Regions from separate parts of the Homo sapiens genome. Here region 2 is linked to region 1. The links are chromatin loops, found by intact Hi-C in ENCODE. Cell type or tissue: IMR-90. All regions are shown on one strand. Links, peaks and the distances in the headings refer to the core of each region. The heading gives the core; the rest is flanking DNA.

What was found. Hi-C counts contacts between places; a loop is a spot of excess contacts. Peaks named below come from ENCODE experiments on the same cell type or tissue, not always from the same donor. Only the 100,000 strongest peaks of a DNase experiment are listed, where the experiment ranks them.
Region 2: a loop joins it to region 1, with 2.4 times the contacts of the local background. A loop is called at or near these places in 2 of 110 quality-filtered maps.

What each region holds. Positions count from the first base shown.
Region 1 is chr16:47,722,148-47,738,319 of GRCh38, forward strand. No RefSeq gene overlaps it. Among named protein-coding and RNA genes, the nearest start is that of LINC02133, 130 kb to the right of the region's middle. RefSeq lists an enhancer at 11,567-12,766. In IMR-90, for the core only: no CTCF peak of the experiment used is centred there; DNase peaks (open chromatin) are centred at 9,284, 10,524 and 10,864; H3K27ac peaks cover 1,765 bases.
Region 2 is chr16:48,115,463-48,131,634 of GRCh38, forward strand. It overlaps ABCC12 (ATP binding cassette subfamily C member 12), which reads right to left. Exons shown (of 31, transcript NM_001393797.1): 10 at 15,326-15,433; 11 at 12,997-13,275; 12 at 8,751-8,822; 13 at 6,254-6,378; 14 at 1,799-1,871; 15 at 1-156. Among named protein-coding and RNA genes, the nearest start is that of ABCC12, 32 kb to the right of the region's middle. RefSeq lists enhancers at 1,483-2,345, 7,519-8,718, 7,925-8,044. In IMR-90, for the core only: no CTCF peak of the experiment used is centred there; DNase peaks (open chromatin) are centred at 7,839 and 11,849; H3K27ac peaks cover 2,194 bases.

The DNA of each region.
Region 1 (16,172 bases), core at 5,394-13,393:
AGAACTCCTGATTTTGGCTATAAAGCGAGTTCCTACAAATTACTTCTGTCAAGTGCCAGCCAGGAGCACAGGGCTGGCTGGAGCTTCAGTGGTGGCTCCCATCCAAACGCATGCGGAATTCTCTCTACAGTATAACCAGACTGGCATCACATGGACTTGCTTGATTGCTGCAAGATTTTTAAAGACTTGCTTCTGAATTTTCAATTATTTGTGGCAGTGATTCTCCTAACAGATTGAGTGATTCATTCATTCATTCATTCAAAAATATTGATTGAGCACTTGTTAGGGATTTAGTAGTGGCCAAGACATGCAAGGTCTCTGTTCTCAAGGAGCTTATATTCTAGTGTGGAGAAACAGAATAATAAACAGTAAAGATACATAGTAATGTTGGAGATGGATGACAAAGAAAAATAGCAGAGTAGTGGTTAGAAAGTTACAGAAGGAGCGAGGGATATTGATACAGGGTGGGTCAGAAAAGCTTCATGAACAGGTAACATCTGAGCTGAATTACAGCAAGGAATCAGCCATGCTGTGAGCGAAGAGCCATCCAGGAAGAGAAAGCTATAATTGCATGGGTCCCAGGCAGGAGCAAGTCCATTGTGTTCACAGAAAGAAGTCCAGAGTTGCTGAACTGGAGTGAACAGAAGCGACTGGGTATATGTGAGTTTCGAGGGTGGGGCAGGAGCTAGCTAGGAACCCTGCAGAACTTGGCTAGAAGTTTGGGTTTTGATCTAAGTGCAGTGGGAAAACACTGGAGGTTTTTAAGTGTGCAAGGGGTGGAAGGGTTGACATGAATGCCTTGGTATGGGGAATAAGAGTTTAAGGGACTCTGAAGGGTTGGGAACAAAGAGGGACAGCTCCTGGTAAAAAGCTCATGGGGGTTTGTGCAGTATCTAAGCCAAGTCCCAGAGTCACTAGTTCTCAGCAGACCACCACCCCTGGCCCCAGTTAGCCACTTGGCCTTTGATCTAAGACTAGCTTTAAGAAAAGGCAACTAGGCTGGATGTGGTGGCTCATGCCTGTAATCCCAGCACTTTGTGAGGCTGAGGCAGGCGGATCACTTGAGGTCAGGAGTTCAAGACCAGCTTGGCCAACATGGCAAAACCTAGTCTCTACTAAAAATACAAAAAATAGCCAGGTGTGGGGGTGTAGCCTGTAATCCTAGCTGCTTGGGAGTCTGAAGCAGGAGAATCGCTTGAGCCCAGGAGTACAGTCAGCTGAGATCGCACCACTGCACTCCAGCCTAGGCAACAGAATGAGACTCTATCTCAAAAATGGAAAAAAAAAAAAAAGCAACTGAAAATCCCACGTGCCTTTTGCTGCATCATCAGCCAGTGCCCTCCATCCTTTTCAATTCGTGGTGGCAACTTAGATTGGATTTCCGAACTCAAACGCCATTTCTTTTTAATAAAGTGATTCTGGCTTTAATTAAGATGACTTGGCCACATTAGTAGAGTTAGCTCTCTACCTTTAAAATTGCTGTCATCCAATCGCTAGGTGCCTGAAGCCAGCAGCCTACTCCAAAAGCTGTTTTCCCCATCTCCCAATCAGGGCGCAGGCAGGCACCTGAGGGCTTCCAAAGGACTTCTTGCTGAAGCGTTGGCCAAGCCCTTCTGCAATATTTGTCATGGTCCTCAGTGGCAGAGAATTGCCAATTACCCACGTCATCTGCTCTTGGAATCCAGTCCAAACATCGTCTGCTGAAAGTTAGCTAAATTATACATTTTTTTCCCCTGCTGATTGTGGATAAGAGATCAGAGCATTTCTAAAATATATGGCTCTTTTCCAGGGCAGGAGTGAGAATCCTGACACTTAAGAAAAATAACAGGGGCTAACCATCACAATGTTCTTCCTAAGATACACAGGAGCAAATCTTTATGCTCCTCACAAACAAGGGTTATTGTCTTGGTTAGAGTGGAGAGTGGGAGGTGAAAATGGCTTCATGATGAATTTTGATTCTACTTTATTCTCTGCCTGCTTGTGATTTCAACTCCCACCAGTGTTTTCTGGTAAGCTAATGCTGAATTATAGCATTCTTTTCTGTAGCAAGGTCTCTTGACAGCTAGAATGAAGGTTATAATAATGGGGGGTGCAGGAGGAGGTAATGGATCTTTAAAGAGTTTTTATGTTTGTGATAGATGAAGAAAGCAGGGCACGGGGTCAGCTCTGCAGGAAGCCCAGGGATAGGGCTGGGTAATAGAACTGACGATTTAAAAATCTGTTCTGCACATTAACAAAAGGTAATCATCAAAGTGCTTTTCTAATAGTCTCTCAGGAGCAAGACAGGATTTTGCCTGCTTTTCAGGGAACCAGCAAGGTGGCTTTGGTGGAACAACACTTCTGGGTTAGAACATGGGCACAAGGGGAAGAGACAAGGACACCAATGATGGAACAGAACAAAAAAAAATCCCTGTCTTTTCATTTCTTATCTGGTTGATGTGGTTGAGAAAGGTGCTCTCTGGTGATGGGAAGCTAAGGAAAGCAGGAGTCGCTTTGCCAGGATTTGAGAGGCTCCAGTGTCTTCCCTCCCAGAAAGACGCCCTTCCCCAACTACCTACTGGGATACACTTCCCACCATAATAGCCCTTTGGATTGAAGCCGTCATCTCTAGAAGAGTCTTGCTAAATGCATGCATTGGCCTAATGGTACCGTACCACATGATCACATCTACGTGGATTCACCCTGCAGGCTGTTTAAAGGTAGGGCCCTGTTTCTCTTTCCACTTTCAGCACCTCTCTTTGCTACCTCTCGTCTTGACTGCTCCACATCTTCCCACCAGCTTTTCAAACCTGAGTTTTGTCTTCCCAGTCCAGCTCCCCTATAAGCATCATATCCAATCAGATTCTTCTTCTGTTCAGAAACCTTTTGTGACTTCTCCACTGTTTACAGAAGAATGTCCACCTGTCTTAACCTGTGCCTCAGGGAAGCCTCACAGTGGTGCTCTGCCTCGCTCCCTGAGGTGGAGAGGGTCAGGCAGCCTCTGGTTCAGCTGCAGAGCAAGGGCGCTTTCGAGGAGACGCATCCTTGTGCGTGAGGAGATGGTGAGGCTACAGACACCAGAGAGCTTCTTTCATTTTCCCATGTTACTGTCTTTAGATTTGTTGAAACATCAGTTTTCATGAACACATCCTAGTTTCTCTACGTATTTACCTATTTCTGCCTAAATTCTTACATAGAGAGACAGGAAGATAATGCGCAAATACATCACACTGACTCTTTTTCTGTCACGGTTTGATGTTTCTTTCTGTAAAATAGAGAAAACAATACTTAGCTCAGGGGCTCACTGTGAGGAAATGTACATGACAGTGACTCTGTCAGATCTGTGTCTGACACTGCGGCATTATTCCTCTCCCTGCCCTCTGGCGGGTGCTTCTTCATCTCTGTGTGCTCAGCAGCAACCAGAAGGGCGCCTTATATATTGGAAGCTCTCATTTCTCTGCTTGAGGCCAAACTGTGGTAAAATTTCAGCCCAGTGGTCTTCCTCGATGATCTGCCTGCCTTGCGTCCTCCAGTATCTCCTGCCCACGTGCCACCCAACTCCTGGCTTTTCCTCTTCGTTGTTGTTGTTTTCGTGGTTTATAGCCTCTTAGGCCTGGGAAGGATTTTGAAAGATTCTTGTGAGCTGTCACAATGGTAAGAAAATCAATCCTGTTTTTCATTTCCCATCCATTCAGTCACACTCCTGGGTTTAACTTCCTAACGATGAAGAGTTTTGTTCTTCTCAATCTCTGTAGATTCTAGTCCTAGTTCTATTTCTGACCTTCGCTGCGAAACCTTACAGAAATTGGTTAACTCTCCCAAGCCATGGTGGTCTCACTCATAAAGGGATGGAGAAAGAGGGTGAGACCATAACCAACCCCCACTTTGCAAGCCTGGGTTTATTTATTCTTCTGTCTGTGCCTCGGTGGAGATGAACAGCACTCTGACAACATTCTTCCTGTAAAATGTCTCTACTCTGCAACATTTTGTAGAGGTGGAATTGGCAGCAGCCCCACTACCGGGTGATGAAATACATCGCTGAGTTGCAAGCATAATTACGACAGAGGTCCCTGGCCCACTGTTTGGGGAATGGGCTGCAGCAAGCACAGGTCACCTCCGGGCTGTTTCTCTGCATTTCTTGTGAAAAGAATGCTGTATCTTGTCATCTTGCTTTCACACTCAGGCTCTTTGATGTCTTTCACCTATGTCAACATAGAACATAGAATGCGGAACAATGACAAGAAACACTGGGGAAGCATCACCTTGGGAGAAAGAGCATCCTCAGCCTCTTCTCCCTCCCCTCCCCGTGGTGCCTCTGGATGGGACTGGAGGCTTCCTTTGCTTCTGGTCCACCTAGGTCTTTCATGACGGCTCTCAGATCCAATCCAATCCCTTTCATCTCCATGCTGTGGGTGAACTGTGCTGCTTTGAAGTTTGGGCAGTGGGCTCATACATAATTCTTTTATCTTATGTTTGGTTACTCTTCTAACTCTTTGAAAAGTTTTTCATGCCCCTTCTGGTTTGGGAAACTTTGAACAGATAGAGATGTCACTGTACTAACAAGATACTGATTCCTTTCATGCACTTTGCTGTAGGATATTGTCTTTCCCCGAGGTCCCTCTACAAGAATGCAGAAAAGATGCATCTTTCCTGGCTTTGCAGTCTGGCTGGTTTCTGCCTCATTAACACAGAATGGTCTGCTTTCTAAATGGCCATAGCCAGCCAGTCTGCCATCCTTCACTGGTTTCTCAGGAGTGGGGGAGAGATGCTGCAGCAATTTAATTTCATCTCTGCTTCCCAATTGGATAAGGCAGATGGCTGGCCCTGGGAGCCAGTGGATTGAAATGGAGTCTCTTGCAGCACTCTGTGTTCAAGATTCATCTTGGTCAAGGGTGTAGTGCAAAGAATGTAGTCTTAGGCCAGACGCGGTGGCTCACGCCTGTAATCCTACCACTTTGGGAGGCTGAGGCGGGTGGATCACTTGAGGTCAGGAGTTTGAGACCAGCCTGGCCAACACAGCAAAACCCCGTCTCTACTAAAAATACCAAAAAAATTAGCCGGGCAATGGGGCACATGCCCACAGGTAGTCTCAGGAGAGGCTGAGGCAAGAGAATCGCTTGAATCTGGCAGGTGTTGGTTGCAGTGAGCCTAGATTGCGCCACTGCACTCTAGCCTGGACAACAAGAGTGAAACTCCATCTCAAAAAAAAAAGAACGCAGTCTTAACCAAAGTGAAAGCCATAGGTGATAAGGGCTCCCCACCTCCACTCGACTCCACATCCCTCTGCCACCAGCTCTAGTCTTACCATAAGCAGAGCTCTTCTTCTGCTGAGAAACCAATAGACTGGATTTCCTCCAGGATCTCTCCTGCCTGGTTGAGTTTGGGTGGTAATTCCAACTTAATTAATGCTTCATCACCATCATGGCAAATGATCTCCAGTTGCTTCTTAGATCCATCTGTTGGAAGTTGTTTTACCTAAAGCTCTCAAGCTACTTCAGTAAGAGACTGAAAGGAGATGAAACCAAGGACAATTTTTCCATAAATAATAATAGCCAGCATCAACTGAATATGCTCATCACGTCAGATACTGCACATGCATTCTTACTGCATCTCATCCTCATTGCAATCTTTTAAGATAGAGGGGAGTTTTTCCATCTTAGAGATGAAGAAGCTGAGGCTCAGGGGAGGTTTAATAGCTTTGTCAAGGCCATGGAGCTAGAAAGCAATAAACACAGAATTCAAACCCAAGTTGATCTGCTTCTGGAGTCCATACTCCCAACCATGTCTCACAGTCCTCTGAGAAGAAGTGGATGGAATCTGGCCTTGTTTTCTCAAATTGTCCAACAACATTGTCTTATTCTGCCACTTACCTCCTGTCTGTCTGTAAGCACATTATTTACTCACTCTGAATGTCAAGGTCCCCATGTAGGACGATTGAGATTAAATGAGATCATGGGTACTGAGTAATTTGTGTTGTGTCAGAAAGTCTTGGTTACGTTTATCAAGAGAAGTCTATGCATGGACGCTTGGCTTTTATTTGTAAAGAGACATTTTGTTGCACTCATTCTGCAAAAGATCCCTTTTGTAGGTCACTTTATCAAATGTAAAGAATGACCTTGCTAGTAGATGATATAGTCAGTTAAGTGAACTGTTTCCTTGCAAAGATTTATGTGTTAGCAGTCAAGGTGAGGCCATCCAGCTTGGTCAGCCTAGAGGGAGAGAAATAACTGGAGAGGCCAGACGTAGCGTAGCACGAAGCTGGGTGAGCAGCTTTGTTTACCTCCTTCAGCTGAGCTGTGTTTCCTTCCTGTTGAAGGCCATGCAGGAGATTAAGACTCTTGTTTCATTTCTGCTTATTATACACCTAGGAACAAATTGAAGACTTTGTGGTTAGAACCTATTCAAATCCTGGGGCTTCCTTCTTCATTTGGATTTTTCCTCCTGGCTTTCATGGGGCTTGTTTTAAAGAGGCTTGAGAAATCACACAGTGTAATTGGATGATTGGTGTACTTTAATTAAGGCAGCAAGATGCAACGTGTGCAGCACATTTCAGGTTGATTGTAGCACGGCTAGGCAGTGTCTGCTGGATAAAGCTAGAAGGAGAGGCTCGTTTTAATGACCCACAAGGTAAAATTGCCATCTATAGGTTGGTCTGCGCTGCTAGGACTATGGGGTCAAATTTGTATGGAAAAACTAGTGAGGTCCCCAAATGATCATCCCTTAATCTAACTGCATGTGGGTTGTGTCTTAATGAATAATGATGACCAGTTCCCTCACAGTGCAGGAAATGCTCATTGTGTGGAATTAAATCATCTCTTGATAAATTTTAAATCAGGCTGGTTTCCTTCCAGCTCTCACAGCTATCCTCTCTAATCATGCAGTTTGTGCCTAGTTGAATACTTAACTAATTTTACTACTAGACTCATCAGAGCACAATTTAGGAAGTAGGAAGAGAAATATCCTGAAAACCTGACATATTCCTAGCTCAGATGTAAATTACTTTGAGATCACTTGGCATTTTGGAAAATGTGCTACGATTGTATTGAAAACCAACTGTGTAAAGATAAAGTTTTTCTTAATTTTTAAAAATAAAGGCTCGGCTGGGTATGGTGGCTCACGTCTGTAATCCCAGCACTTTGGGAGGCTGAGGCGGGCAGATCATGAGGTCAGAAGATTGAGACTATCCTAGCCAACATGGTGAAACCCTGTCTCTACTAAAATACAAAAAAATTAGCCGGGTGTGGTGGCGGGCACCTGTAGTCCCAGCCACTCAGGAGGCTGAGGCAGGGGAATTGCTTGAACATGGGAGGTGGAGATTGCAGTGAGCTGAGATCGCGCCACTGCACTCCAGCCTGGCAACAGAGTGAGACTCCGTCTAAAAAAAAAATAAATGAAATAAATAAAGGCTCATAAAACTCCCAAGTTTTATGAGCCAACGATATAAGATATAAGCATGGCTGGAGTGGAAGCAAGTGCTATTTTGTCATAATGGTAGTTATGCATCCAGATGGTGCCCGATGGAAAAGCTTTCTAAGAATTGCTATTCACAAGGACGTATCAAAAGATGCTGTGTTGTGTGCTCCTGATTCACATGCCTGGGTTGCTCTCGTCTCACTGGTAACACCTGGGACCATTTCCTTCTCTAGGAGCTTACCTGTCCTAGGTGGTGTCTAGCTCAAGATAATGTGAAGAAATGACAATAGCGACCTACTACACAGCTGTCTCTCCTGAGACTCTCAGTAGATGGGACAAATACAGCATTATCACCGCGCGCGCGCGCGCGCGTGTGTGTGTGTGTATGAACGAGTCAGCCAGCCAGGACATACTTCTAGAGGAGTAGTTAATAAACAGCATGCTCAATCTTGCCATTGATTTCTTGATTTTTTTCCCATGGCCTTCCATGACTTATCCAGCTCACAGCATAGTCTTGTGTCCTCTAACTCTGGTCACTCAGGTACCATTTACCATCTGAATTATACCTCTTGGAAGTATTGATCTACATGCCTCATTCTTGGATACGAGCATCATGTCTCCTTAACCAGATTGTGAGCTCCTTGAGAGCAGTCACTGCGTGGGAGATGGCTTCTTTATTCTTCATAATGCCCGGGACAGAGATCCATAAATACGCCATGTGCTTGGCTTGCCAACCTCACTATTAAGAGAAAAATGCAATTTCCTTCATTAGTCTTGTATTTACCTGGAAGTGAGTCTTCTATTTACCTCCTGAAAGTAGATCTGGCTTTTCAATACAAATATTGTTCATCTTTGGGCTATCCCATGATCTGGGGCAGCCACCAGCCTTCTTCAGAAACTATGAATGGCCTTAGAATAGGATTATGTGGTTGATTCTGTTCACTTCTTGGCAAATCAAGTCAGCTATGAAGGCAAGGAGAAGTTTGCAGAAATCCAGCCTTAATCCTGTGTCATAGGGAGCTACAAGCAGAATAATTCTCTTGTCTACAAAGCTGCCTACTGCCCAAGGATTGAACACTACTTCTAATTTGTTAGAGGAGAGAGAAGACTGAGTCTGTGATGCATGTGGTATCTTATAAATGCTGACTTTTTTTTCTTTTGCCATTTGAGCTAAATTTTAAACTGATTTTCTAACAAGAATATTGAAAGCAGTTTCTTATGAAACAGTTCCGTTTTCTTAGGAAGCTTGCAGAAAGCCCTAGGACATGTGATGTTTTTATCTTTTTGGAAATCGTACTCAGTCATAAGAATTATCTAAGGAATCCATAAACGTGACGTTATTCAGAACATGAACATTGTTCATATTTAAATTTGGTCTTCAAATTACAATGCTCAATAATGTAGATGAAAATATAAAAGGAGCAGTAGTGGAGGTGGAATTAGGAAGTGGATAGGAAGTCATTGTCAGATGCTGGTGCCCAGGGACATCCTCTCAATATGCACCACCTCCAACCAGCTGGCCTCAATTTTGCTCAGCTCCTTGACTTAGCAAAGTAACACAGCAGTCCCTAAATGACTCAATGGAGGAACAAAATTGACAAAAGAAGCTTATTCTTTCCTTAGTGTTCCCAAGTTTTGCTTAACTATTTTCCAGTTATTTCTTTGAACTCCATTTCTTTAGAACATTAATGTTTAAATTGAAATTCTCTAAGCTGGGTATGTCCGTTAGCTATTGCTGTGTAACCAATGAAGTATTTACTTAACTCACTATGCTGTAGGCCAGCTGGGTGATTCCTCTGGCCTTGACTGGGCTTGCTCATGCATTTTTGGTCAGCTGTGGGTTAGGCAGGTGACTGCTGATATTGGCAGGGCTTTCTCAGCTGCTGGGGTTTGGCTGGCTGTTGAGAGGTCTAGGAGGGCCTTGGGTCTTCTCCAAATCCAGCGAATCCAGCTTGCTCACTTTGCAGTACTGGTGCTCCAGGAGAGAGAGCAGCAGCATGCAAGCCCTCTTAAAGCTTAGGCTCAGGACTGGGAGCACAGTTTCCACACATTCTATTGGCTACAGGAAGCCCAGATTCAAAGGATGGGGTGAAAGACTCTACCTCATGAGGGGAGGAGCCACAGATCACATTGCACAAGGCATTGATACAGGGGGGATAAAAAACTGGGGGTTTGGTTTTTGTTTGCAGTTTATCACACTGGAAGAATTTTATACAGACACTCAGATACAAACAAAAAGCTTGTTTTAGCTGCTGGAATGTATTATAGAAGCAATGATCAGAGTGGTGAGACGAGGGGTCAGAATGTAAAAGAAGATGTTTTTCCTGCACTCTAATTTTAAGCATCCTTTCTCCCAGGGTTCAACCTTGGTTATTTTGCTGTTGTTATTCTCTCCCTTCTTATTTGGCCACATTTTCAAAGAACTGGGATTTTCAGAAGCCTAAGATCATTTAAGATACAGGTTTAAATCCTGTGTGTTTGGAGTCTTTGTACTGTGCAGTTGAGTACTTTTGACTATAATAGTTATTTTTCTAAGATGTTCATACTCACTATTTCTTTGTGGCATTTGAGAAAGTCCTGTCTTCTAATTTAGGATCATCAAATTAAAAAAAATTGAAACGCTCTTCCCCACTCCTCTCCCAAAATTATCTTCTGGCAATATTTGTGGAGCTACAATTTGCACCTCCTGTGAAAGTCTTGAGACTCCAGACCTGGAGCTGCCAATTCAGGAGCCAAGGCGGATGAGGTCTGAGTGAGCTGTTGGACAGTACCTAGGAGGCCGTAGGAAGTGGTGTTGGGTCCTGTGGTAGACCAGCAGTTCTTTACATTTACATTTGCTACCTGTTAACATCACCCAGGGAGTTTTTTATTTTTTTATTTTTTTATGCCCAAGCTGCATTCCAGACTAATTAAAACAAAATCCTTGGGAGTGGAATTCAGGTATTACTATTTTTTTTTAAGTTCCTTGGGCAGTTTTAATATGCAGCCAAATTTAGGAACTAGTGAACTAAGCCAGGATTTCTCAATCTTTAATGTGCAGACAAATGACCTGGGGACCTTGTTAAAATACAGATTCTGACTCATCCTGTCTGGGGTAGGCCTGAGATTCTGCATTTTTGGTAAGTTCCTGAGTGCTGCTGATGCTGTGGGTCCTCAGACCACAGTATGACTAACAGGATGTAAAGTAGAGAGCTCAAGCAGCCTGAAAACTTTTTTTGCAGGGGGCAGGGGACTGGTCTCCTGTATGAACATAATTTGTGCCGACAATTCAAAATTAAGAGATTTCTCATAAAAATGGTTATTTCTGGTTTCTCTTAAAAAAAAAAAATGAAAGTGCCTACAATCCCCAGCTCTGCCTTTCCACACAGACTTGTGCTAAAGAGTGACTGCCCCACAGGAGGGGGTGCAGGTGACTCACCAGGGCAGGCTCTGAAATGCCTTTCCCTGCATTTGTTTATGAATAGGATGAATCTGTCTTTCATTTTTTCCATATAGACTGGCAAGTCGTCTTAGAACGCACAAGCGTACATGTGCGTCCACAGCAAAACCACGAAGTCAAAACACCAGATGATAAAGTGGAAAAGGCAAAAGGAAAAGGGAAAGAATAACAATTCTTTAAAAGTTACATGTGTTTATCAGTAAGGAAGGTTTTGGTTATATCAGAAACTTACTTGAGCTGTTTTAAGGGAAAAAATAAATGAGGGAGAGGCTGGGTGCAGTGGCTCACACCTTAATCCCAGCACTTTGGGAGGCCAAGGCAGGCAGATCACTTGAGGTCAGGAGTTTGAGACCAGCCTGACCAACAGGGTGAAGCCCTGTCTCTACTAAAACTACAAAAAATTAGCTGGGTGTGGTGGCGCACGCCTGTAGTCCCAGCTACTCTGGATGCTGAGGCAGGAGAATCGCTTGAATCTGGCAGGTGGAGATTGCCGTGAGCTGAGATCGCACCATTGCACTCCAGCCTGGATGACAGAGTGAGACCCTGCCTCAAAAAACAAAAACAAAATAAGTGAGGGAGAATTGTAAGCATAGAACGGTGCTCATGGACCCGTGATGCAGCAAGGCTTTCAGGGAAGAATAGAACCAGGGAGGGGCCTGGCTGTCAGCAAGGGGGACCCTTTCCTTGCTTTCATCTCACTCCTCTCTGGACATTCTCCTCCTCCTGTGTCTTTGCTTTCTCGTTCTCCAGTCCACACAGTAGAAAACACAGCCACCAGCAGTACCTGCGTTTACATACCAGGGGCCTTGCTATACATTCCCAATCCATATTCCTGAGGAAGAAATTATAATGGCTCAGCCTGGTAGAGGAGGAGGGACATCGCTGTTAACTGGGAGAACTGGAGGATGTCCAGCGAAGCTTCTGTTATGCTAAGGAAACTTATTGCAATTAAGCATAAACATTGAGCCATCCTATGTGGAGAGAATGAATGCGCTGAAATTCTAGAATGGCCCCAGCCCATCCCAGAGGCAGGGGATAGACAACGAGGTGTCTCGACTCCTTTGCTCCTATGGCATCTTTGCCTTTTGAAGGAGAATCTGTCCAGTTGCAGAGTCAACTATTTCTCAATAATGATAATAATAATAATAATCCTGAAGATGCAGCAAGACCAGCAGTGCTTCACTGATTTTTTTTCCTTTCCAAAAGGCATGCAGAGCATGATAATCACCTGAAGGCAGCAGCTCCTGACAGCCGGCTACAGGCTGGCTTTCATGTTGTGGGTGGCATTAGGTAGATAACCCACAGGAATCGTCTCTGGATCTGAGGTCAGGAGAACACAGCCAAGGCTACACAAGACAGAGAAGATTCTGCTGAATTTCAAAAGGTAGGAAACTGGGTTAAATGTGAAAATGGGAAGAGAGCAGAGGAAGATATTCATAAGCCAGGTTATTGAGAAAGAATGGTTTATAAGAGTGTGCACTTACTCCCCTATAATGAGGTCTGGGATTATCTGTAAAAACATTTAGCTCTGATTGTTTTAAAAGAAAAGATAAAATGCTTAATATGTGGCACCCTGGAGTGTGCCTTTGTGTGTGTGTATTTTAAATGATCATCCTAACGAAACACCTTTAATGTACAATGGATCGAATTATACAGCTTCCCATCAGAGAGTGCGAGGGAGAACAAAGCCTCAGATGTTGTACATTCAGACAATGAGGTGAGAGCAGATTTGAGGATAAGAGGAACTGAAGTGCCTCGTATAAGCCTGTATGAATGCTCCCATCTGGTCCTAGGACTCAACTATCTGACATTGGCAAAGATGTTTCATAATACATAGGGCCAAATGCTAAGTCTACCTTATAATTAAAAATATCCCCTAGGGCTCTTCCTTGAGGTCTGAGAAAATGTGATTATACTAAAAATTATATCACATATGGGAGGAAATAGCAAAGTAACTCACCCCACTTGTCCTGGGGTGGAATCTTCAGTTAACCTTGTCAGAGATCCTAAATGTTATGTTTACTCTTTCTCTGGATCTATTAAAGCTATAGGTGCTGGCCATTCTCTCTGGAAAATGAAAAATGGCCCATTCTTCCAGATACTCTCAAGTTAAGTGTGATTGTTACAAAGGCCTGGCGGATTCACATAGAGACAGACAAGGAAACTTCTGGGCTCCTTTCTCTCACCCCGCCCTTCCTCTCTTTTACTGTGGAATCAGTCTGTTGGAACAATGCTTTAAAATACATCTGAGTGGTATCAGAGCAAGAATTCATTTGTACTGAGGCATGGCTTTTATCTGTAAGGAAGGCTATTTGAAAAACCAGGCCTTGCGTGGTGAGGGCTCTGAGGTGAGAGCAAAAAAGGACCGTCTACCTCTTATCACCTGGGCTGGCTTGGCTGGCTCCTTTCCCAGAGCCTCTGCTCTATTTACCTTCAACTCCCTTTCCAATGGGCTGAGCTGGCCTCTACTTAGGCTGACTGTATTGACATTTGCATTAAATACTTTCTGGCTGCTCCTTCAGTTTCTGTCTTCACTCCTGGAGATTTCTTTCTCTTTTATTTTTGAGACTGAGTCTCACTCTGTTGCCCAGGCTGGAGTGCAGTGGTGCAATCTCTGGTCACTGCAACCTCTGCCTCCCAGGTTCAAGCAATTCTCCTACCTCAGCCTCCCAAGTAGCTGGGATGACAGGTGTGTGCCATCACACCCAGCTAATTTTTGTATTTTTAGTAGAGACAGGGTTTTGTCATGTTAGCCAGGCTGGTCTCAAACTCCTGACCTCAGGTGATCCGCCCACCTCAGCCTCCCAAAGTGCTGGAATTACAGGTGTGAGCCACTGCACTCAGACCACTCCTGGAGATTTCTGAGTCTCTCAAGGAAGAGAAAAACCTCCACCTTTCCCAGACTGGAAACAGATCTTCCCACCCTTCTGCAGAAATCAAGGGATAGAGAGACAGTTTGAATTGCGATCTCTCTTCATTAACGCCTTCTTCAGTTGTTCATAAACTTCAGGATTCCTTTGATTTCTGAAGTAGTGAAGGGTTTAAAAATGGATATAAAATGTTAAAAAAGGATCTAAAAATATTCTCTTTATGCAAACGTTGGTGTATATCACCCACATGCTCCATCTGAAGAAAATAGTTAAGAAATCACTAACTGCCCCCCGCAACTCAAGTTGCAGGAAACCAGAAAAATGAGGCAAATAACAAAGCACTATGGATGGATGTGGAGAGGTTGCTGTCATGAAACACGAGTGAGCAAAGGCAAAAATCCTTGAAATAGAAGGGATGTGGGGGATTCTAATAAGTATTCAGCAAATTTATGAACTGGGAGGTGGGGACATAGGTGAAGCAAAAAAGTTCCCGAAGTCTTAAAGTGGTGGAGACTCCGAAGTAGTCTATGATGAGGACAGAAGGTGAGTAAGAGTACCAAAGATGCCACTTCACTGTGGCCACGCAGAAACCATGTGTGCCATGGGGCTGCTAAAATAGCCTTATTAAAATTAACATGGGATTTAGGGGAAAGAGCACTGAACAACATAAAAAGCTACTGATAAAAGCTATGATGTGTGAATAAGTCAAATCTGTGTGCAACAAAAACAATAGCAACTAAATATGTAAAGCAAGGGAGAATTGATACAAATGTAATTAAATGGACTTCTCAAGCACCTCTTTCAAAATTGCAAAGATGTCTTTTTAAAAGTAAACTTGGCCGGGTGTGGTGGCTCACACCTGTAATCCCAGCACTTTGGGAGGCCAAGGCAGGTGGATCACTTGATGTCAGGAGTTCAAGACCAGCCTGGCCCTGTCTCTACTAAAAGTACAAAAATTAGCTGAGTGTGGTGGCGCACACCTGGAGTCCCAGCAATTCGGGAAGCTGAGGCAGGAGAATCACTTGAACCTGGGAGGCAGAGGTTGCAATGAGCCGAGATTGTGCCACTACTATACAGCCTGGGCGACAGACAGAGTGAGACTCTGTCTCTAAAGAAATAAACAAACTCTAATTTTAGCATAGTTTTAGATGAAAGAAAAATTGCAAAGATAGTACATAGACCCCATAGGCAGTTTCTGCTATTGTTAACATCTTAACAATAGGATGGTACATTTATTGTGATTAATGAGCCAATGTTGATAGATTATTATTAAGTAAATATGTACTTTATTCGCATTTCCTTAATTTTTCTATTTCATGATCCCATCAGGATCCCACATTATAGTAAGTCATCAAGTGTCCTCAGTCTCCTCTTAGCTGTGACAGTTTCTCAGACTTTCCTTGTTTTTGATGACCGTGACAGTTGTTTATTTTTTGGTAACATCTTTATTGAGATATAATTCACATGCCATACAATTCATCCATTTGAAGTGTACAGTTCAATGTTTTTTAGTATTCACAGAGTTGTGAAATAATCATCACAATCAATTTAAAAACATTTAAATCACCCTAGAAAGAAACCCTGTACCCTTTATCACCCTCCAGTCACCTCATCCCCTCAGCCTTAGGCGACAACTAATTTACTTTCCATCTCTATAGAGTTGCCTAATCTGGATATTTTAAATACATAAGAATAATATGATACGTGGCCTTTTGTAACTGCATTTTTTCACTTAGCATAATGGTTTCAAGACGCATTCATAGTATAGCAGGTATCATACTTCAATCCTTTTTATGGCTGAATAACATTCTAATGTGTATATGTATATATACTATATTTTGTTTATCCATTCATCAGTTGATAGACATTTGAGTGATTTTCACTTTTTGATTATTAGGAATAATTAGGCTAATTTCTTTCATCATGTTTTATAGTTTTCAGTGTGCAAATCTTGCATTTCTTTTGTTTGATTTATTTCTAAGTATTTTATTCTTTTTCATGCTATTGTAAATGGAATTGCTTTTCTTAATTTCACTTTTGAATTTCTCATTGGAAGAGTATAGGCCAGGCATGGTATTTCACGCCTGTAATCCCAACAGTTTGGGAGGCTGATGTGTGTGGATCACCTGAGGTCAGGAGTTCGAGACCAGCCTGGCCAACATGGCGAAACCCCATCTCTACTATAAAAAAAAAAAAAATTAGCCGGGTGTGGTAGTGCACACCTGTAATCTCAGCTGCTTGGGAGGCTGAGGCAGGGCAATCGCTTGAAGCCAGAAGGTGGTGGTTGCAGTGAGCTAAGATTGCACCACTGCACTCTGGCCTGGGCAATAGAGTGAGACTCTCTGTCAAAAAAAAAAAAAAAAAAAAAAGAAAGAAAGAAAAGAAAAGAAAATTAAAGAAAAAGAAAGAAAGAAAGAGTAGAGAAACACAATTATTTTTGCATTTTGATCTTGTATCCTGCACCCCTGCTG
Region 2 (16,172 bases), core at 3,999-11,998, 390 kb after region 1:
CTTAATGCACTCCTCAAAGACGTGCTTCCCCACGTGGGCGTCCACGGCCGACAGGGGGTCGTCCAGCAGGTAGAGCTGACGGTCGGAGTAGACAGCGCGGGCCAGGCTAATCCTCTGCCTCTGCCCCCCAGAGAGGTTGAGGCCCCGCTCCCCAATCTGTGGACAGGGACAATGCTACTGCCCATTGTCAGCCCACCCTGAAGTTCTTGGGCAATGGAAGCTTCCTGGAGCTTCTCAGGACTCAGGGGAAAGACGTACACACTGATCCTCGCCATATCCAAGTTCCTCCGCCCCTTACAGGGCCCCCGGTCACACGAGACTCTGTGGTGAGTGGAAGTGCTCCACTTGTCTACCTCTCCAGGAAGCCCAGTGGGCAGCGGCAACGAGGGCAAAGCTCTTTCCCATGAGGATTGAGGGGTGCCCATCTCACAAGACCCCAGCCCAATGCAGATCCCACAGGGAGGGGCTACGTCATTTTTATCACCAAAGGGAATTGTGTGAGCAGAGAGCTGGGGAGAATGCAGCAGTGAACCAGAGGGAAACGTGGCTGGGTGCAGATGGAAAAGCGAGTTCCCTATTTTGTTTACTTGTAGAGCAACTATCCCATCCCTAGGCAACTCTAAGCACTGTGGAGAGATAAGCCTTGACTTCCTGGTTCATCATCACCACCCTAAGGCCTGGCACCATGCTGGGCACAGAATAGGTGCTCAGTAAATATTTATGGAAAGGATGATTGCTTGCTGTAGGTGATTCTATCCAATGGAACCCAAAGTGAACCCCAGGTGTTCAGCCAGATGTTGAGTTAGGCACGGGGCGGGACACACAAGCTGGACAAGAGAAGTCCCCTCTCCCTGGGGAGCTCCACGGTGGGCAGGGTAGTTATGTACATAATAGCAGCAGCAAGCAGAATTTCACAAGCGCCTGCTGAAGAGCATCAGTAGAGTACTTTGTGGCAAATTATTCAGGTGGTGGGACTTGGGAAAGCCTTCCTTGAGGAGGCAGATTTTGGGTTGAAACTCAAAGGATAGTGATGTCACAGGAGCAGAGACTTAGAGGCTAGGAAGTGAGTGGACACTTTGGCAGGCAGGTAGGAGCATGGCCTGGAAGGGTGAACCAGGGCTGCAGTGTGGGAGGTCTCAGATGCAGGCCAGGAAGGCTTCACGGCCACTTCCTTGGGGATGCAGACTGAGGGCACCAGTAGAGAAAGACACCCCAAACTGCCTTTCCTCAGAAAGCTTTAGCCTTCTGATCTCCTCTGGGGCTCCTGGGCAAGGTGAGGAAGATTGTGCAGAGAGCACAAGAAGGGTGGGGACCCGAGATGGCAAGGTGACTCCCCTGGGTCTCTTGGGGTGGCAGGCTCAGCCCAGGATGGGGTGGCAGGCTCAGCCCGTTTGGACAAGCACCCCAGGGGGCAATGTTTAGAGGTGACCCCCATACTCCTGGCCTGGGCAGAGCCAGTGAGGCAAGAAGGGGCCCTGGTTTGCAGGACAGAGCCAGCCCTTGGGATGAGGAAGCAGTTTTCACCAGAAACCCTTCCTGAGACGACAGGCAGATTGGGAGTAGCCCCAAGAAGTGACTACACTGTGCCAAACACCAGTAAGCTTGGTGCCACGTCCACTATGACATCCAGCAAGTATAGATCCAGAGGAAGAATTCAGAATGGGTGGAACCTGAGCTTTGCCCACACGTCCTTGGGGCATCTGGATGTGGAACAGGGGCTTGCTGGCCTCAGCCCTTTGGACCTGAGCAAATGTACTGTGTGCAGCTACAGTGGGCTTGCGCTCCCAGCCCCGCTCACCTCAGTCAGGTCTCCATAGGGGAGGTTGCTCAGGTCCTTCTGGAGGCCACAGACGCGGACTGTGTGCTGATACCTGTTGGTGCAAAGCTCAGAAGTAGCTGGGTGAGAAAGACCCCAAGCACTGCTGCCCTGGGCTGCTTCCACAGGCGCTGCTGGTGTTGCTGGGGCAAGGCCAGGGGTGGCGGCTGCTATGTCCAAGGCTCCCTGGCCAGTCGCTCTGCCTTCAATGACCCAAGGGTAGCGTCCCAGTGACCACTGGCCCCTCCCCTGACCTGATGCAGAGTTGATTCAGGAATGGCCCCTTCCCTGGCAGGGTTTTCGCCAAGCAGGGAAGAAGACAACGCTGAACAGGAAAGCCCTGCAGGAAACACTGAGGGCGCCACCTGCTGGACGCTCATGGGAGTCAGAGGAGGGGTCACCCTTGGGGGCTGCAGTTACTGGGGATGGCCTCCTGGGGGTCACAGGGCTGAAGCAGGACCGTGGGTGGAAGAGAGGGTGTGTGTGAAGGAGGCTAACAGCAGGGGGCTGGGTGATCACCAGTGACGACCTTGACATTTGCCCAGCCCCTCCACAAAGCTACTCCATCCACCCCTCACTGCTAGTAGGTTGGAGAGAATGGAGTTTTCTCCCCTGCAACAACTCGGGATACTGAGTCGAAGGGAATGGCACCTGAGGTGAGGGGGCGGAATGGGAGAGAGAGTGGGACTCCTGCTCTTTGGGCCTCTTGGCCTCTCCACTGTGCCCCCTCAGCGTCACGCTCTGCCTAGCCCTGCAGCCCAGGCTTTGGGGAGTTTGACAGCCGAGGCCCTAGCCAGCTCTGCGGCAGCCAAGCCGCCAGGACTAGCGCCCTATCCTGCAAAAAGCAGCAAAGCTGTGGGGTCAGCCCCACAGCGGTCCCCAGGGGCATGACCCCGCTCTGCCCCAGGGGAGGCCTTTGGGGCCTTCTGGCACCGAGGAACCTAGGAACGTCCGTGGTCACTGGGATGTCGTCCCCATGTTATGACAGATGCCCACACCCTCCTCCCTCGGTTTTCTCTGCAACTCAACCTCACTCATACAGCCCCCACCATAAGCAGAACCTTCCCCAGGCATCACAGAGCCCCCGCACAGCCGCCTTGGGGACCCAACTCCTGCTCAGGATGCCTGCAGTGCCTGGCTCAGGTTTGTGCTCCCTCCCAGCAGCTGCTGAGCAGCACCACTGGGCCTTTAGGTTTCTGTCCTGCTCAGCAGGTTGCCTGCCTCCACAGTGGCTGATTGGTTGGTTGATGACAGAATTGATTGATTGATATCATTGGCATTATCGTCATCAGGACCCTCTTTCCTTCAGCGAGTAACAATGGGCAGGCCTCACAACTCAGACATCAAAAGACAGACCTTCCCAATAAAGAGGCAAGAAAGAGAGTGGCAGGCATGAGCAGCTGCCCTTCCGGTTGCACACAGGCCCCAAAACAGAACCTGGGCACAGCCCAAGCATCATGCCCACACACAAACTTTGGGGTTGGTGTACATAGCAGTTATGATGAGGGGCCTTGGAATCAGAGAATGGTTTGAATCCAGCTGGGCGACCTTGGACAAGTGACTGTACCTCCCTGATCCTCACTCTCTGCTCTATAAAATTGTGCAAACAACTAATTCTCATTGGGTTGTTGTGAGAATGGAGCAGAAAAACATGTGAAGCCATTAGCACAGTGTCTGCTGCATGGCAAATTCTCCATCAGTGGGGGCTATAATTGCTATTACTACATTTGCCAATCTGACTCAGACTGCGCAGCACATCTTCCTCCCCTCAACACCTCCCACCTTCAATTTCCTCCCACCCTCCTGCTTCCTATGGCCCTGAGAGCCACAGTTTCTGCCCTAGGAGCAAAATCTCTGCTAAATATGCCACATATGAAGGATGCTAGATCCATCTTTCAAAGCCCAATTCAAGTGCCATCTTCTCTTCCCTGATCCACCATCCTCTCGTGATCTCTGCTGCCTTGGAACAATCCGAGCACGGTCTACTGCCACCTGGCTCATTCCTCCCTGGTGCACTGTCATTTCTGTGCATTTCTTATAGCCCATTCCAGACTTGAGCATCTTAAGGGCAAAGATACACCTGAGCCATCTCTTTCCCCATGTGCCCTGCATGCTGCAGGCATTTGGCACATATTTGCCCTCTGAACATCATTTTGATGAATAAGGCAACCCTCTGTCCAGTCCGCATCCACAGACAGAGAAGGCATTCCAGGTGGGTGGCACAGGCCAAGAGATGCTGAGCAGAGTAATTTGGCTATACTGATCACTGACTCCTGCACTGATCACCTTCCTGCCACACCTGAGCCTCCTGGCCACAGGACGGCATGGCCGGGGAAGAGGAGGTGAATTGACAAGCCTCTTGATGAGAACATACATGCTGCCATACCAGCCAGCAGGGACAGAGTTGGTGGGTAAGATGAGAAAGGCCAAACTACCACTGGAGAGCTGACAGCCAGATTCCTAAAACCAACTCCAGTTCTCTTAATTAAGCATTGTGATGCCTGGGAAGGTTTCTGAGTGACCCAGCTGTCAGGCACCTCCAGCTCCAGAAAACTGATGTTGATCTGGAGCTCAACGTCTAAGTCCAAGACTCAACTCTGACATTTAATAGCATTTAATACCTTGGGAGGGTCAACTCGCCTCTCTAGGCCCTTTTATTTATCTGTAAAATGGGGATATAATGCCACAATCTCTCTAAATGGGTGGTTAAGGGACTCAAATGAGAGAATGTACGTGGCAATACACCAAGCTAAGCAAAGAACCATAGGAAGCCATTACTTTCCAGAGCTTAAAGATGATGGTCCAATCAATGGTGAATTGGATAAAGAAAATGTGGTATATATACACCATAGAATACTATGCAGCCGTAAAAAAGAACAAAATCATGTAGCAACATGAGGCAGCTGGACTTCATTATCTTAAGTAAATTCACACAGAAACAGAAAACCAAATATCACATGTTCTCATTTATACATGGGAGCTAAACCTTGGGTATGCACAGACATAAAGATGGCAACAAGAGGCAGTGGGAATTCCAAAAGGATGGAGGATGAGAGGGCGCACGGATGAACAGCTTCCTATTGGGTACTATGTCCAACAGAGAGTGAACAGGATCAGTAGAAACCCAAACCTCAGCATCACACTATATACCCCTGTAACAAAACTGTACCCCCTGAATCTAATGTTAAAATTAAAATTTAGAAAACTCAAACATTTCAGAAGTAGGGAGAGAATAACTATAGAAATGTCCACGGTGATCACGGTATTAATGAGTTTTTTGTTTTTTTTTTTTTTTGAGAAGGAGTCTCGCTCTTTTGCCCAGGCTGGAGTGCAGTGGCATGATCTCGGCTCACTGCAACCTCCACCTCCCGGGTTCAAGCAATTCTCCTGCCTCAGCCTCCTGAGTAGCTGGGATTACAGGTGCCCACCACCACGCCCAGCTAATTTTTGTATTTTTAGTAGAGACAGGGTTTCACCATGTTGGTCAGGCTGGTCTCAAACCCCTGACCTCATGATCCACCTGCCTCGGACTCCCAAAGTTCTGGGATTACAGGCGTGAGCCACTGCGCCCAGCTAATGGGTTATTAAATGTTCTTAGAGAAAATATTTCTCCCCAAATTGCTGTCTGTTCATTACATACTACAGTTATTACAAATACATACTCGCAATTTTCGTGTTGAAAACATTTACAATATACTATTTCAGTACTTTTGAAATATATAATACATTAAAATTTATCATTGTCACCATTCTGTGCAATAGATCACTAACGCCTATTTCTCCTGTCTAATTGAAACTTTGTACCCTTTGGTCAACATCTATCCTTTCCCCACACTCCCCTCTCCCCCAGCGTCATATATCAAAACACAAAAGTGTACCCCATAGATAAATGTAATTATGTCCATTTAAAAAATAAAATGATATAAAAAAGATGATGGCTCAAAGTAAATCAAGTAATTATAAGTTGAGCTTTGTTTTTATTTAGTTAGACCATTCTGAGGACACTAACAGTGATAATATATCCTGATAGCTCTGATGTCAATTAATAATGTCAGGGCTGATTCATTACATACTTGCTCATGATTCTGAGCAGTTTTGGGTACTCAGCCTAAAGCAAAATTGCTGGATTCACTTTTCTCTAGTCAGACCACATATGCCCTGTTGCAGAGAACCTCGGAACATATGCTCCTCTGCCCTGGGAATGAAGTGCCGATTCTATCCTCTTCCCAGTGTGCAGTCGCAGGTCTGCAGAAGTCGCCTCTCCTGAACGCTTGGCTCAGGAAGAGGAAAACCAGTGTCTGTGTGGATCTGATGAATGTTTAATCAGAATTCATTAAACTCAGAACCCACTTAGCAGTCATTACCAACAGCATCAGCATCTGTAGGAGAGTGTGTACCAAACACAAATGTGCCTCCTGCTTTAAAAGTTAATATTACCTTTGGTGATCATACTTTTCTCCAAAGAGTATGTTTTCTCTCACATTTCCATGAAAGATCCATGCCTGCTGTGAAACGTAGGCCAAAGTTCCATTGACTGCCACCACCCCTTTCTGCAGCTGCATCTGGAACAACAAGACGGGAGAAGCTTCAGGAGCCAAGCCTTGAGAACTTTTCCTCAAATGCCCATTGCACCCTGGCACCCACATATTCCACAAGCATTGGTTATGAAGGCACAAAAGCGTTGACAGGACATCTTGTCCATGCACCAGAAAGCCCAACCATGCAGATGCAGAATCTCAGAGTCAAACACCTGCACAGGGCCAGGCAGGGAATGCTTGAAAAGAGGCAGTGGTAAGCTCTGCTACAAATGGGAGAGCTTGGACTGCAGGGCTGCTCCCAGTGCACATGGCACCTGGGCCCAACTACAACAGGATGTTCTCTGAACAGACTCTTCACAAGAGGCTCCCCTTCCTCCAGGTGCACTGGCTGGATCCAACCCTGCTCAGCCAGGCCCTGGGAGCAGGGCACCACCTGCACGGCTGTGGGTGTTGGCCTTGGCACACCCCATCTTCAGGAAGCAGCCTTGACTCAGTTGCATCTTTGGTGCCATGCAAGGATGCAGGCCTGATGGAGCAGGATTTTCTAATTTGTCCAGAGGAGTCAAAGATCCAGTTTTATATGACATCTTTGGACTTTTAAAGCATTCAGCAATCAATTAAAACTATGCATGGGCTCCAGTTTGTGACCCTGAGTACATATGTTCATTTAAGATGACCCCTCATCGTGGGCATCCAATAGACAATGGTAGACAGCGGGGATGCAACGTTCAAAGTTATCAACAGAGGGTACATGTGGGGCAGGCCACAGTGCTCAGGGCTGATGCTCACGGGGCAGTGGCAGTGGGTCCAGGGGCAAAGAAGGAGAGTCACCAAGGCGGCCGAAGGATGTGATGCCACTTCACCTCAGGAGTTGTGCAATGGACAGAGAATTCAATTTGGAGAAGAGACCATGATAATAACAATAATAATTGTAGTATTTTTAATGTGTAGGGTATATTCCGTGAACTGAATTAAATGTATGTTCAATGTTTTTCACCATGACTGGCCTTGCAAATTATCCTATAGCCAACTATTGCTTACATGATCTCATTCAAACCTCACCACAACTCTCCTTAGTCCCATTTTACAGACAAGGAAACCAAGTGGTTTCATGAGGCTCAGAGAGGTTAAGTTACCTGCCCAAGGCTAAATAGTGAGCATGTGGCAGAAACAGCTGGGGAACCCAGGCTGTCCAGAGTGCCCCCCTGCTTCCCCAGTGACCACAGCCAGGGGCCTGATCCCACCACTGTCTCATGGGAGATAGACTTAATGTTATCTCAAAATTTCCAAAGGACAGAAATTAAAAGGAGGCAAATTTCACTCCAATATACATCAAAACTCTCCAAAGAAGGAACTGGCTGTGACATGATGAGCTTCCCATCACTGGAGCTATCCGAGCAGTTGGGCCATCTCTTATGCAGTAGGATGCTATTAAGAGTATTCACATCATTATGTGGGGAATTGAGCTGAGTCACCTCTATGGCTCACGCTGACTCATCATGGAGGCACACACTCTCAGAGCGTGGGTGACCTCAGGAACTCATCCAATTCAGCCCCCACCTCCACCTCCAGGCAGGGAAGGAGTTGTCATTCTTTCTATAGATGAGTCAACTGAGGCCAAAAGAAGTCACTCATATTAAAACTCATAAGACACATCCCCCCACCACCCTATTCTGGAGTCCCCACTTCTTCAGAAGTACCCCGACCTCTTCCTGAAAGAGGCAATCCCAGCTGCACAAACTTCTCTTTAGCAACAGCAGAGTGGGGAGAAAGAGGACTTAGCATTTTTTTTCCACAAAGCTTCTCATTCATGTGGGATGTGACTTAGAAACCGTGGCAACATAGAGGTTTGTGAAAACTACAAATGGCTTAGCCATTTTCCCTGGGGTCACCCAACTAGAAGGAGCAGGGAAGGGACAATGACCCAAGTCCCCTCCCTCTTCCTACCCCAAGGTTTGCAGAGAAGGTGGGGGCATGAGCTGCTTTAGTTCAGGCATAAAATACATCTATAGTCACCATGAGCTCCAGACTCCAAAGTCCTTCCACACCAAGCTGCCTTGCTGGCATTTCTAAATCAGGGCAGCCCAACTCATGGGGATAACCATGGGTTTAAGGACCCATCTCTCCTTTGACCAAGATGGAGCTTTAGGCAAGGAGGCAATGCCATTCAATAGACCTCCTCATTGGCAAACTCAAGAGTTTGTGAAAAACTCAGCCTCATCTGGCCCAGGGGCCTGGAGCTGCTGCGTGCATTAACCTCCCAAAAATTATTGTGAACCACATGCACAGTGTCCAGTGCAGCCGAGGCCATCTGCTGGGTCCACGCCTGACCGGAAGGGAGCCATTTCATTGTCATGTTAATGTTCCATCTTCACAGCACTCATCACACAGCTTACCTGTCCTAGGAGAGCTGCAAGGAGGGAGCTCTTTCCACTTCCCACATTCCCACATATTCCCAAGATCTTCCCCTGCCAGAGAAACAGAGATGGGACACAGTCACTCTCTCCCACTTCTTAGAGGGTCTGGCCCAAAGGTGCCACTCCCAAACTATGCTGGTCAGGCCAGGCGGAGAACAAGGGGTCACTGCAGGCTCTGGGGCATGGCAGCTGCAGCCACACCACCCTGGCCCACATAAACAGCCTGGGAGGATGCAGGAATGTAAGTCTTAATTAAGTGCTTTCCCTTGTGTGGCATAGCCAAGCACCCACAGGGCTTCTAGAAATCACGTAAGATCACTGGTGTGAAACAGCCTTGTGCTGGTCTGGGAGACACAGGCCTTGAACAGGAAGGCTATTCTGTGCCCAGACTCCAGAAAAGCAAATCTAATGGGATGCAAAAGGCTGTACAACCCAGGGGGACTAGGGTAGCTTTTGAAGTATGGACATCTAGGGGCTTTTCAAAAATCTGGAATTACTGAGAAGTTACACTATTCTAACATTCTACAGCTCCAGATTTATTAATTCAACCAACAAATCATTATCAGAGCCTGCTATGTGCCAAGCACTGTTCCAACCACCAGCAAGAACAGCAATGAACACAACAGGCAATGGCCTGAGTCTACCCTCATAGAACTTACCTTGTAGTCAGGGGAAGATGGACAGGAAGCAAGACAAGCAAATGAAATGTGGGGCAGGCACATCTATGCTTGCCATGGAGAAAAATAAAGCAGGGAAGAGACAGGGAAGGGACAGGGAGTGGGCTAGAGGCTTGGGGGTACAAGGAAAGCCTTACTGGAAAGGTAGATGTCTTAGCTTGAGTTTTCCCAGAAACAGACCTTGAATCAAGGATTTGAATGAAAGTCACACTCACATTTGGAAGGTGCAGGAAATTCCAGTAGGGAAGAGGAGAAGTGATACAGGAAAGGGAAGGTGGCCCATAAAGGGCAGCCTATTGGGTTGGCTCCCTAACAGAATATCCTACACAGGAGGCAAACGGAACTCAACCCTGCAGGGAAACTGCAGGAAACTCTGGGGAACTGACTATAGCTTTGTCCCACCCAATGGCAGAGGAGGTGGGGTATTGATGCCCCAGCAGTCATTGTTTGAGGGCTGCTCTCTAGTCTGTGAAGGTCTTTATGGAGGTGTGCAGAGCCCTTGGGCACGGATGCAGATAAGGCAGTTGTAAGATGGCCAGGAAACACTTAGAGGTCCAGGGCACATGGGCAGGGACAACATCTGCCACAGGTGACATTTGGGTAAGACGTGAAGGAGGTGAGGAAGGGTGCCATGGGGTATCTGGGGAGAATCATTGCAGGCAAACAGCCCATGTGGAGACTGACGTGTAAGCATGTCCACTCATGTTCAAGCAGATATTGCAATACTGCACTTGGAGCATCTGAGAACATTCTCATGTAGGCCTGCTCCCTGCAATCCCTTAGGGCAAAGATGCCCAACATGGGGCCAAATATGGCTTTTTTCCCACCCCAAGCTAGACCAGAAACGCCCATCCCCTGTCTGCCATTCTCAGCACATGAGAGTCGCTGCCTGTCATCAATAATTCCTTAAACAAGGTCTTTGCTGAATCCCAGGCACCTTGGGATAAAATAGTGATCCACACAGAGGTCTCCCTGCCTTTGTGGAGCCCACATGGATGTAAATTTGGTTGGCTGAGTGCAACTGAGTTCAGATTTCAGTTAAGTCCCACTGAGTGCCACCTACTTTGCCTTCTCGCCACTCTCCCGGTGGAGCACCTGACTTCCCCCATGCTGCATTCCCATTTGCCTCCAAGAGGCCTCCGTGAACTTCCTGTGTTCTAAGGACTTTCTGGCCACACAATGACTTTGCTAATGGCTATTCCATATGTCAGTGACTCTGGAATTCCTGCCTCATGAAATGAAGCTGAATCTATTTAATTCCCCTAAAAGGACTTCAATGAACCGGGGCATTAAAGAGACCGCAGATGTGATGCAGCCTCACCAGGTATTTGGCTGCCCTTTGAGTCCTATCCACTTCTTGGGGCCAAGTAAGAAGCCTTCTAGATTCATCCTTGTCTTTAGCAGAAAATCCATGAGGCCTGTATCCTCTGATGATTCTCCCAACAAACACTGCTGGCCACCTCCAAGCCAGGAGCTGGGCTTCGGGATAACGACATAACTGTGAACAAAAAACCCTGACCCCATGGAGGATCCAGTCTGATGGAATTGAGGAGCTAAACTTGGAAAAACCTGGATGCCCTGTAGAACACTTGAGGGCAGCACTTAAGCTGGACATAATTGTTAAAGAAAAAGGCAACAATCATACCTAACATCAGCTAAGACTTACTATGGGCTTAGCATTTTTATGTGGTATCTGAGTTCCCCCACCACCTTGTGAAATGGGTACTTCTATGAAATGCATGGTGCTGGTAAAGAAACAGAGGCTTAGGGAGCTTCAGCAAGACATCCAAGGTCAAGCAGCTAGGAAGTGGCTGGGCCTGGAACTGGGGTCCCTCAGGCTCCAGAGGCATTGCATTGCCCCCACTGCTCCAGAGGCAACAATGCATTGCCCCCACTTTATCTTCAATTTATTCCACAAAACATTGACTGCATCCTTGAGGCAGGAATTCCAGAGTCACCGACATATGGAATAGCACATTAGCAAAGCCATTGCGTGGCCAGAAAGCAGCGTCCTTAGAACACGGGAAGTTCACGGAGGCCTCTTGGAGGCACATGGGAAGGCAGGGCGGGGGGAAGTCAGGTGCTCCACGGGGAGAGTGGCGAGAAGGCAAAGTAGGTGGCACTCATGGGACTTAGCTGAAATCTGAGCTCAATTGCACTCAGCCAACTAAATATCGTTTCCAATGAATACGTGGCAGACAGCTTTGTTAGCTATGAGAGGTACCACTCTCACACCAGCTATTGAGCTTGACATTGCATAATAAATAAGAACCTCTCCTTCTATAGCGCTTGCACAGGGAAAGAGTGAGTCAACAGGATGAGAGATTAAAATACCAGGCACAAGATTAATGTTGAGCCCTCTGCAGCAAAATCAACACTGCCACCCTGGGAGTCTGCTGCTGAGTTCCCAGAGCAAGAAGGAGATGCATGCAGGAGATGCAGGAAGAGGCCAAACATTCCCTAAACCCACAGCGTTGCCTGAAATCTCCATCCCCCAATCTTGAGGGGAGAGAACAACAAACAGACTCTGGCTGGCTTGGCTGGCTTAGCCCTTGGCTGGGTTGCTTGTTATCTCAGTTTGCTTTTTACAAGAGGAGTTTTTGCCGGTGGTTAAGAGCCCAGACTCTGCAGCCAGGTGCCCTGGGTATGAAACCCTCCTCTGCCACTTGCTAGCTATGTGACCTTGGGCAAGCTATTTAACCCTCTTGTGCCTTAGGCTCCTCAACCATCAAGTAGGGGCAGTTATGATGCCTGGTTATTGAAGTGGTTAAGTGAGTTTATTATGTACCTGGTAAATAGTAGTGTTCAAAATTATCAGTCATTATCATCTATCATAATATTCCAATGTGAAATTAAGAACATATCTAGGACAGGAGCAGTGGTTCATGCCTGTAATCTCAGCACTTGACCCAGGAGGCCAAGACAGGAGAATCACTTGAGGCCAGGAGTTCGAGCCTGGCCTAGGAAACATAGCAAGACCCCATCTCTACAAAAAATAAAATAAAATTTAATTTAAAAATTATCCCGCTTTCCCCTGGTAAATAAAAAATTTTAAAAAATTATCCGGGCATGGTGATATATGCTTGTAGTACCAGCTACTTGGGAGGCTGAGGCAGGAGGATCACTTGAGCCCAGGAGTTTGAGGCCGCAGTGAGTTCTGATTGCACCACTGCACTCCAGCCTGGGCAAAAGAGTAAGACCCTGTCTCACACACACAAAAAGAGAACAAATCAAAAAAGATTTATGAAACCTAGTCAGTTCAAGCCTAGCCACCTGGAGTGGACTGTTCATTCAAAACTGCAACTGACTCTAAGAGAAGTACTGCAAATCAGAATGAATATAACCACCGTCTTCTCCACACTTGGAGAGGGGGCCTCCAATGTTCATGTACATAGTTTTAAAACTGGGGGAAAAATACAGGGACTCTGGTTAGAGACATCCCATCACCACCTTCAGCTCTAACTGAACTGTATCAGACCTGGAGAAGGCTGTAGCTATGTAATGCAAGGAGGAGGGCTGGAGGCCACACCTGTGCAACACACACCCACCTTTCTCACCACAAAGCTTATGCTGTGCAGAACCGATTTGAGGCTGTCACTTTGCTCCTCTGGGCCAGTGGCTCCCTTGGCTGGTGGACTCCTCTCACTGTATGCCTCTGACCTCTGTTTCTTGCATAAATGCCTTTTCTGGTTCTGCAATTTCTTTGGGGTACTTTTCCTGCTGGCTTCATGCTCCCATGTCAAGGTGGCATTTGCTAAAAGCAAGACAGTATCTGGGTCTTCTGGTTGGGTGATGTAAGATGGGGGGCTTTTATCTATGAGAATTTTCTAAGATTAAAGAGACAAAATTAACTGAGCAGATGTCATCCATTTGCAAGAATCATCCCAATGTATCTTCTAATGACCCCAAATCACAATTTTGGCTATTCTAACCCACCACATCCAGGAAAGAGGTTCTGAAATTATTCCCCCAGGAGAAGCTGCAGCAGAAATAGTCCACTAGCTCATGCTATCTGGGACAGTTGCCTCTTTAACCACAAGGCCTATGTGGGTCACCCACACTGGAGAATGCTGATCCCAGCCACATTTCACCCTTGTGCCCAAGACAGTCGGTCTTACCAGTCTTTGGGCAGTGGACTTCACTGCTTGGCACTAAATGCTTATGAAATCAAGGTCATATGCTCAGTCTCTGCTGTGTCCTCTTCCGAGGCCACTCAGCCCAGTTCAACAAAGCATTTGCTAAGCCCTAACCATGTGCCAGACTTTGGGGTAAACAGCAGAAATGCAAATATAAATAAGACACAGTTCCTGTCCTTGAAGAGATTACAGTCTGGAGGGAGATGAGAACATGCACGGATCGTTTCTGCAAAATGTGATGAGGACAAAGCACTGTGACTGCCAGAGAAGGGACACTTGGCTCTCATTCTCGAGGTCCATGCACTTGGTGCTAGAGCTGGGTCTGTACAGGTGTTGTACAGGCAGAGATGAGAAAAGGGAAAGAGAATGACAGCATTCTACCTGAAGGCCCAGCATGGACAAAGGCAAGGAGCATGCAAAGCCATGGTTTGTTGGGGTGGTAGCATGAAACAAGCAATTCAGGATTACTGAGGCACAGAGCTCAAGTTGGGAAGGGAAGGGGACACAAAACTGAGAACCCACAGCTGGAGAGCCTGGAGGGGACAAGGGTTCAAGGATTTTGAGCAGCTGAGAATAAGTATTGGTAATCATACCAATATTTTGACAGCTCTCTTGGGGTTGAGTGCTATACGGACTTGAGAAGAATGTTAGAAAAAGAAAGGTTAGTTCATAAATCACTGCGCTAATCAGATGAGAGATAATGGAAGCCTCAACTGAAGGCAATGGCAGTAGGGACAGAGCGAAGGTTGAGGAGTCAAGAAATGCCATCCTTTATCTAGTCTAAGGAGCACCTTTACTTTTTTATCTGATATCATAATACATGCAATTAATGTGATGGTGTCCTTATGTTTGTTCAAAGACTGATAACTCAACAGTGTACCTTCCAATCCAATCTTACAATGGCACCCCTTAAAATGGAGAGAATACCATAATCAGGAGTTGACTTAACAGGGTTCTTGACTGGTTGGATGTGTATGGTAAGGGAAAAGAGGAGTGCATGAATCAGGATGCTTACGATGACTTCTGGATTTCTGACTCGGGTGAGTAAGATCATTCAATCAATTCATAGATGTTTGAACAAGCTTTCGTGTTGACACAAATGCCCTTCTTCCCTTTCCTCTCCTCAGTTGAACTTTCAAACCACTTTATTTGCCCTTCTCAAATGTCAATTATATCCTTATCATGTATAGAAATTCTTAGAGTGCCTGGGTCCCACACTGGAACAGAGGCTCTTGAGGATAAAGCCTCTCTCTTCCTTATATTTGCATTTCCCATGTCTTATATATAGGAGGCACAAAGTAAATCTTTGATGAGTGAATAAATGAATGAATAAAGGGACTAAATGAGTGCATAAATGTAGGGACCCCAACATCCTCTTCATCACTTCCATCACCATGCCCATTAAAGAACAAACTAGGTAAAGTGGGGATGACTCAGAACAAAACCAACCTCACTTGTGGAACACTTAGGATGTATAGATTGTTTAGGAAAAAGAGGATCAGGAACATCTTCTTCATGTACAGAGATTATCTCGTCATTCCTACAGACAACCTATAAAACTCTGCCTGCTCTGTCCTTCATACACATTTATTCATCTAACTCTGAATGGATGCCCTCCTCCCAATGTCAACTCAACAAGCGACCCAGCTCTCCAGCAGCTTGGTACAGCCTCCACATATCTGAGCATTTTCCCACCCCAAAATGAGATCTCTCTTCCCTACTCACCCAGGGTTAGTTATACCTTCATTCTCCTTAGAGAGACATTCGCTTCAGCCATTGCTTTGATGGAGAAGGGCAAGATTGCAATGGAAAACTTCATTACATTAAACATGGCAATCACACTAAATGCCTGAAGAACAAAAGAGAAGTATGAGGGTTTAGAAGGAGAAGTCACGTTGGCTCTAAACCGTTATACACATGGGGTTTAAACTTGCTGAGATGAGAAATGGTGGCATCGTTGGAATGTGCAGAGGAACAATCTTTTCATTTCATGGCTCAGAAACCATCGGTTGGCCAGCTGGGGACAGCAGCATCTTAAATCTATTTTGCTTTGGGATTTTCACCAAAATGGTGGCAAGTATATCCCCTTGTCTCTGTTGATACAGAAGGGAAAAGGTCTGAGGCAGGCCACTAACAGAATACATTTGGCAATCTCCATCCACACTGCATCCTCATTTGAATCTAGACTATTCACTCGAAGCCCATGCAGACTGTCCTAAAGCACCCCCTGCTCTCAGTTCTTCAGAGGCATCTGACCCTTTAGAGTTAGACTACACCACACCACAGCCTCAGGCATGCAGCCGGAGGCTCCCTGGAGGGACCTGCTTGCCCCTGGGGGAAGCTGGAGGGTGACCTCACTCTCCTGCTCCCAGGACCTGGCCTCCATGCCCTGCCTCCCCATTCACCACACAAGGCCAGATTTGAGAGCCTTTGGTCAACTGTGGTTCCCCCTCACCCTTCCCTCCAAAAAATCACCTCTGTTCATGGGGCCTTCCTTGCTGTGCCCTGCATAGTGGGTGGTTAATATTCTACAGCCTCAATGAAAACAAGCCTTCTCCCTTCGGTTGGTGCCCCGGGGGTACATGATT